2 separate regions of the Homo sapiens genome follow, and region 2 is linked to region 1. A link is a contact called in ENCODE Hi-C data. All regions are on one chromosome and are shown on one strand. Each heading gives the region's core, a stretch centred on a gene start or an enhancer-like site at or near the end of the contact. The rest is flanking DNA. Distances are from core to core; before and after follow the strand shown. Region 1 holds the start of ZDHHC5 (zDHHC palmitoyltransferase 5). Region 2 has its middle 52 kb from the start of CNTF.

What was found. Hi-C counts contacts between places; a loop is a spot of excess contacts on that map. Pooled maps may share reads with other maps.
Region 2: a loop to region 1 is called in a pooled map, with 2.7 times the contacts of the local background. The contact joins the enhancer-like site here to the promoter of ZDHHC5 in region 1. A Hi-C loop is called at or near these places in 3 of 50 pooled maps.

The regions. Positions count from the first base shown.
Region 1 is chr11:57,666,268-57,670,047 of GRCh38, reverse strand. It overlaps ZDHHC5 (zDHHC palmitoyltransferase 5), which reads right to left and starts at 1,934. Exons shown (of 12, transcript NM_015457.3): 1 at 1,861-1,934. RefSeq lists enhancers at 1,233-1,302, 856-1,493, 1,494-2,133, 2,303-2,882 and silencers at 1,413-1,612, 1,863-2,102.
Region 2 is chr11:58,672,967-58,676,746 of GRCh38, reverse strand. No RefSeq gene overlaps it. Among named protein-coding and RNA genes, the nearest start is that of CNTF, 52 kb to the right of the region's middle. Within about 2 kb of position 1,971, at least 2 of the 41 ENCODE cell types and tissues checked have a DNase peak (open chromatin) inside an H3K27ac peak, as active enhancers do.

The DNA.
Region 1 (3,780 bases), core at 685-3,184:
ATGGACTAATATTGACATAGTAATACAGAGTCATGAAAGGCCATGCAATTTTGGGAGTATAATACTGGGAACACAAAAGAGAACAGCATCTGAGATGCTTGGGGGCTACACAGTAGAAGGGAAATCAAAAACCTAACAATTTATTGGGTATAAATAAAGATGAACCAATTCTTAGCAAAAGAATGTGCTGCAGATACTAGGATGAAACCACAAGGGTGAGTATGGTTCATCAGAGTCAACAGTTTGAATCCATACTAGTATCAAAAAAGTATACAAGAATATGTATGCCAGCTGGGCACGGGGGCTCACGCCTGTAATCCCAGCACTTTGGGAGGCCGAGGCGGGCGGATCATTTGAGGTCAGGAGTTCGAGACCAGCCTGGCCAACATACCAAAACCCTGTCTCTACTAAAAATACAAACAAATGAGCAGGGCGTGATGGGGCATGCCTGAAATCCCAGCTACTAGGGAGGCTGAGACACGAGAATCGCTTGAACCCGGGAGGTGGAAGTTGCAGTGAGCCAAGATAGCAGCCACTGCACTCCAGCCTGGGCGACAGAGCCAGACTCCGTCTCAAAAATGAGAAAAAAAGTAATATGTATGCCATATTGAGGCACAGAGTAAACTATGAAATGGAAATATGTATATGTAAAACAAACAATACAGGATATGTGGTTTGAAGGCTTTAATAAGGTTTAATACAGGTATTTCCTTAAATAGGTGGATACCAGCAGTACCAAGGACAACACAACTATTTTTTGTTGAAATAAGCGGTGTAACAGTACAATAGAGTAAATCTAAATGCACAGTAATGGAGGTACCATGGAATAATTCACATGTCAAGGTATGGGAGAAAGAGCCAAGAAGTTTAATGTGGGTGTTATCATTATATACCGAGGTAGCAAAATACATGGCAATATAATTTTGTAAACATTAAGTTTATACAATGGGTGATAATGAGCATTCTGAAGATATTTGATCCAGGACAGAGGTATACTGAGATAGAAGGATGATATGCAAATGTTAGATCAACTTGGTCAAGATGGCATTAACCAGGAAGTGAAGAATCCAAGGCAAAAAATAGTCTAGCGTATAACGTATATGTGATCCTACAACTGCCTTCCTAACTTTTAGCAACTTTCTTACTTCTTATTTCAGTGTTTCATTTGGCCAAGTGGGTAAAACACTTTCCACCTGCCTGCCCCAAATATAGGTAAAATATTGACAAACGCATTCGGGCTCCACTTTAAAAAGTACAAAGTACTAAACGCATGGAGCACTCGGCTGGTGGCGGTAGGAGGAGGAAGCGGACGGGTGAGAGAGAACAGGTAACAGGATGAAGCTTGAGCCAAAATAAGTATCAGCAGAGTGGAGCGAGGGACTCGAACCGCAGAGCGGTAAAAGGGAAACAGCACCCGGTCCCCACCACGGGACTGGGGAAAGGAGAATCACCCGTTGGGGCAGGGCTGACGACCGCTGAAACCGAAAAGAAGGAATCCACGGCGGCCAGGCCCACCGAGGTTGAGAGAGCGGGCTGCGGGGACCGCAGAGCCCGAGGGCGCAGGGCCGGGGGCGGAAGGGGCGGCGGCTGGGCGCCAGGCACCGGGGACCGCGGTCTCGAGCTGAGTGGCCGTCTCTAACCCGTTCCGAGCCCTGGCGGTCGTGGATCCCCGGCCTCTACTCGTCGTCCGTTTCCAAGGCCCATGGGTCCCGCCGCGGTTGGAAGACCCGGCCCGGAGGAGAAATAGGGCCTTAATACCCTCCCCGTCTTCGGTCCCCCTTCCCTAGAGGTCACCCTCCCCTCCCACCTCGCTGGTACGGCACTTCCGGTTCCGCAGGGACCGGTGTCCTCCGCACTCACCCGCGAGCCCGGTGCCCGTCACCACCGCCGTCGTTGTCACCGCCGCCTCCCGGCAGTGCCGTCCTGCCTCAGAGAAGCAGCGCGCGGCCCCCGCACGCTCCACGCCCGCCCCGCTGCCGCGCGCTCCCGCCAGGCGTCGCTCGTCTCGGAGCCGGCGCGCGGCCGTTGCCCTCAGTGCCGGGTCTCGAACCCTTCCAGCGTTCCCATTGGCTCCCTAGTCCGGGCTCGCGCGACGTCTCGCGCGGCGCACGTTTGTCTCATTCATGCGGCTCGCGCTGCCGCGCCCAACCCCGCTCACTCTCCCATTCACCCATAGCCCCCACCCCGACTCCGATCTGGGGCGTGCGCGCGAACCCTGGCGACCGCGGCGACCTCGCGGCCTGATTGGCTGCAGCAACACAACGACGTACGCACGCGAGAAGACGAGAGCGCGCACGTAAGGCCGTGGGGTTGCGGGGACAACTAAGAGACAAGGATTGGCCTAATGCACAGGAGTCAGGAATGAGGAAATGGCCAGGCGAGTCTTCCCTTCTCCTGCGTCCTGTTGTATTCCCACTGAATCCAAGCAAAAACCCCCGGAAATAAGAAAAGAATTATGTGTGTGTACTAGAAGTACTCAAAAGCAAGCAGCTACCTTCTCGAATTCAGCAACCCCTCTCCTACTGAGGTGGTACAGTCCAGACAGGCTTCCAGCGCAGCCAATTACCGACGACTATCGCCGCTTCCTGCTTCAGCCCCTTCGCGGCGGATTGGCCAACCATTTGGCGACTAGGCCTCCCTCTTCTCCTTCCCATCTCCTTTTTTTTTTTTTTTTTTTTTTTTGATGGCAAAAACTTTATTTAAAACAATCTTGCTGGAGAAATCTTCAGTCCGGCGAGGTCGCTGGTCCGGGCAGAATCCAGGGCGATGGAATGGTCTGGGCTGTGTCTCCCACATGAAGGGGACGCCCGGACTTGAAGAGCCAATGTAGGGCGAGGCTCCTGCCAAGGGCCGGGGAGGGAGATGAAGAAGAGCAGGCGCCAGCCTTGGAGCCGTAGCGCTAACCGTGAGAGGGAAGCCTAAGGAGCGCGCGACCTGAGGCGGTGGCAGCACCCTCCCGCCCCCGGAGTGCGAGCCGGGAAGTGAACTCCCTGAATTCCATTAGTTTCCCACTGTCACACGTGGGATGGGCGCCCGCATCCCTCACCTCACCCAATCCTAGAATACAAAGCTAAAAGCAAAAGGTTCTCTAGAATAGCTACTGTCCCTGGCGAGCTAACTCTGCATAGGTCATAGTGCTACGCTTTGCCCTGATTAGCCCAAGACAGCTGTGAACCCAATAGCAATGCCCCATGTTCTCTCCCCATTCGGCTCGAGGCTATTTCTTTTTTCGAAAGCAACTCTAGCTATTACATAATGGTCCCTCAAAAAGGTGTTTCACAAGCCACTTCCCTGAAGCCGAGGCCCCTCACCTGTAAAATCCTGAGGACTGTCCTCGGGTTTGGTCTCAAATGTTGCTGGCTTTACTGTGGTTCTGACACTAGCATTAGGCAGTAAGGTAAAAGAGAACTACCTTCTGTTTTCTGGAATCTAGTTCCTTCTCTGACATGGCATATATTATAAGTTCTAGTTTATTCTTGTTAACAGCGTCAATCCAGCATTTATTGCAACACACTTGAGAGTTCTTTATAACGACTTTATATTTTTAAAACAGACCTGGCCTGGCGTGGTGGTTCACACCTGTAATCCCAGCACTTTGGGAGGCCAAGGCAGGCGGATCACGAGGTCAGGTGCTCAAGACCAGCCTGGCCAACATAGTGAAACTCCCTCTACTAAAAATACAAAAATTAGTCGGGCATGGTCGGGGGAGCCTGTAATCCCAGCTACTCGGGAGGCTGAGGCAGGAGAATTGCTTCAACCCGGGAGGCAGAGGTTGCCGTG
Region 2 (3,780 bases), core at 722-3,221, 1.0 Mb before region 1:
GATAGATAGATAGATAGATAGATAGATAGATAGATAGATTCATGGGTGTTGAAAACAGAGCAAGCAGTAAGGAGGCCAGTGTGGGAAAGGGAAGAGTTGAGGGAGATAAGGGCAAAAAGATACAAGGGGTAATCACGTGTAGGGTCTTGTGGGCCATGGTGAAGACTGTGGCTATTTTTCTGAGCAGGGCTTTGAGCAAGAGACAGACATCCATGACTGAGGGGCTGTATTGAGATGAGATTGTGGAAAGGCAAAGGTGGAAGCAAGGAGACAGTGAAGGGTTGGACCAGAGTGGGAATGGTGGAAATGTTGAGAAGTGGTAGGACACTTTAAAGGTAATGCCAAAAGGATTTGCTGACTGATTGAACGTGCGGTGTGGAGGCCACGAAAATTCACGCCTCAGACCTCCTTCTGTCAGTAATATCATTGACCAGTGACCCTAGTAGCTGGCTTTGAAATCCACCCTTCTTACTTCTGATTTCATGCTTCTCACGGGCTTCTCCTGCCTGTAACAGCACAGCAGGAAGACAGGGGACTCTTCTGATGGGGCAATTTTCACCCAAGAACCCCGTGGGCCTAATACCTCCTCTTTTTTTCTCTCCACGAGGGAGACTTAAAGTAGACTTAGATTGCAGACTGACAGCTCTCCCAGCCTCCCCCAGCTCCCTTTCTTTTTGCTTCACAGTCTCCTAATAAATCTCCTGCACATCTAATCCAGTCCAGGAGTTTCAGAAGACCTGGACTAAGGGAGAGAAAGTAGTTCAAGAATGACAACAAGGTCTAGGAAATTGGAATGATGGAGATGACATTTCCTGAATGTATGCCTGCGTGAATAACACTTCCATAGCCTCATAGGTATCCTGGCACTGGTTTGCTGGATGATTTGAATTTGTATTACCTATATGGCTTTGGAGAAAGCCCTTGACAACGTTCAGGACAAAGTGTGCCTGGAGATCCCAGGGCAGTCCCTTGCTCTGGACTTTGCGGACTCCGCTCCGCCAGCAGAGGGCAGCAGAGGTAGCCAAGGCTGCAGAACCAGGATCCCTCCCTGAGAACGCTGAAAGATGATGAGTGCCTCTGAGTTTAAGTTGTTGAGATTTCAGGTGATTTTAGCCTCATGCATAGTATGTATCTATTCACAAAGATTGTGAAATTCACGGATGAAGGAAAAGAGGAGACTTTATTTGCAGAAGGCAAAACAATCCACGGATCTAGGAAACGCTGCCCTGGGGAGAGGGAAAGTGCACTTTGCGCAGAACGGAGGAGGGCTGCTATTTGGTATCTGGGTCGCACACTCAGCCTTACATACATACTAGCAGGGTGGGGAAAAAATGCAAATATGCATGAGGGAAGTCAGGCATTGCACAGTGGAAAACATATATGGAACATACATCCCATATTCACATTTTGGTAGGATTTAACATTAAAATGAAGTGGAATTCGGCCCTTTACATCAAAAGGTAAACTACAGGACATACAGACAATTTTTGAACAATGTCCACAAGCTGACTGAAACTGGCTTAAGGTCTGCAGCTATTGATCAATAAGGAATGTTTATAAGACCCGTCCTCTGTCCAATCTGACTTATGGCAGGACAGCATGGTAGAGGACGGAGCCAGGCAAGGTAGGGAAGAGTGTTGTAGTGTTGTAGGACTTTCTCCTTAGTTCGGCTAAAAGCCAGGTTCTTCTCGCACAACCATGAAAAGTTAGGCTTGCGGACACTCTGCAGGGTGAGAAGGACAGGGTTTATTGGGTGAAAAGGAAAAATGGGGAAACAGGGACTCTCAGCAAAGCGAGAGTCCTGCCAGTGGGCTTCCCACCTCATAGACTGGAATCACCGGGTTACCACCCGGAACAGGAGAAGCCAGGCTCCTCCTCACTGCAAACCAACAGGAAATTCCTCAAGGCTTCACCCGAGTGCGCACTCCTCCCAGTGCGCAGGCCAGTCGGAAGTCCTGCCGGGGAACCCTTTTTACTTGGCTGTCTCAGTAGGCTGGCAACCGGCACTCTGTCAGGGTCAGCTGGGAAATCTTCCAACTGTAGTGTTTTTTGGCAATGCTTTTCAGGTGATAGTTTCTGCGTAATTACCGGGAAAAAAAACCTATGGCAATTAATAACACCGGGATGTGTTACAGATCCCTCATCCTCCTAGCTATGAAATTTTTTGGGTTTATCTCATTTTAGCTACAGGGAGTCCATCTCGTCTTCTGTTGGGGTATATTTTAACTTAGCTAATAAGTGTTGCTTTTTATTAAAACTCAACTACTGGGAAACTGTGACCTCAGGACACTGTGGCCAGAACACTTGTGAATGAGAGAATGACAAGTGGGAGGTCCAACCTGTTCAAGGAAGAGTTCTCAAAGTGGGCACTGCAACAAAAACCAAGTCCATTCCTTAAAGGTGACTTCCTTGTTCCACAGGCATCTCTAATTGTAATAGATTTAAATGTTAAGTCTCCACCCCAAGGTGAACGTGGGACACGTGTATCATGAATGTGTGCTTATCATGCATACATGCAACCCTCCCTTTGCAAGGATTGCAAACACACAGAGAATGATAATGAGGTTTTTGATACTGAATTACTCAAGTGGGGAGGGGAAAGTGCCTGAAAATTATAGTTTGGGGTCACTATTCCCATCTTGTGCCTACTAAGGTTTCCGGTATATAATTACTCAATATTTATTAAGTGAAGAAATGAATTAGTCAAAATGCAGTGAAAAGTAAAATTATTTTAGTTTCATGAATTTTTTAAATTTTTCTATACAATTTATATATTTTGCAGATATGACAGTTACCTAGGGAATGTGGGAACTTTCTATAATATGCATGTTATATAAAGATTTTCTGGCCAGGTGCAGTGGCTCATGGACGTAATCCCAACACTTTGGGAGGCTAAGGTGGGTGGATCACTTGAGGTCAGGAGTTTGAGACCAGCTGGCCAATGTGGTGAAACCCTGTCTCTACTAAAAAATACAAAATTTAGCTGGGCATGGTGGTGCACTCCTGTGATCCCAGGTACTCAGGAAGCTAAGGCAAGAAAATCGCTTGAACCCGGAAGGTAGAGGTTGCAGTGAGCCAAGATTGTGCCACTGCACTCCAGCCTGGGCAACAGAGCTAGACTCCATCTAAAAAAAAAAAAATCTGTAATTAAAAAGAAATTAGAAACCAAAGCTGAATGAAAATCTTGAAATTATGAAAAAGCAAAATAAAACTACAATGCAATTACCTTTTTTTTCTCTCTTTTTAGATTGGTAAAGTGTGAATACATTTGAGGGCATCTGCTATAAAGGAGAGTATGGAGAAATGGGCACTCCTCTAGGTTATTGCCAGGAATGCATGTTTGTACAGCCTTTGAGGGAAGGCAGTTTTAGAAGCCCTGTTTTCATGGGGAGAACTTTCGCTGAAGAGAAATGAAGCTTTTTAGATCAAGGACATTTCATCTGTGTCCACAGACTGCCTGGGCATTCGTTTAAATTCAAGGGCTCTCTAAAGTTGAAGAGAAGAAAAATCGTATCTTTATTTTTATTAACTTCCAACCATAATTTAGGATTTTCTTCAATTATAAATGTATGTACCAAACTACCAGAGATTTCCATTATCCCTGACTTCATCAAGATGGTAGTGAGAAAATTTCATATCTGATTATAGCTGAGAATAACTGAACTACCATTTACTCTTATAATATTGAAAGTATTTAATTTATGATTGTATAATGAACTCATTAAATATGAGACTTTGCAGCTAGATGCAGCTAGATATGATGTAATTAATTTAAGATAT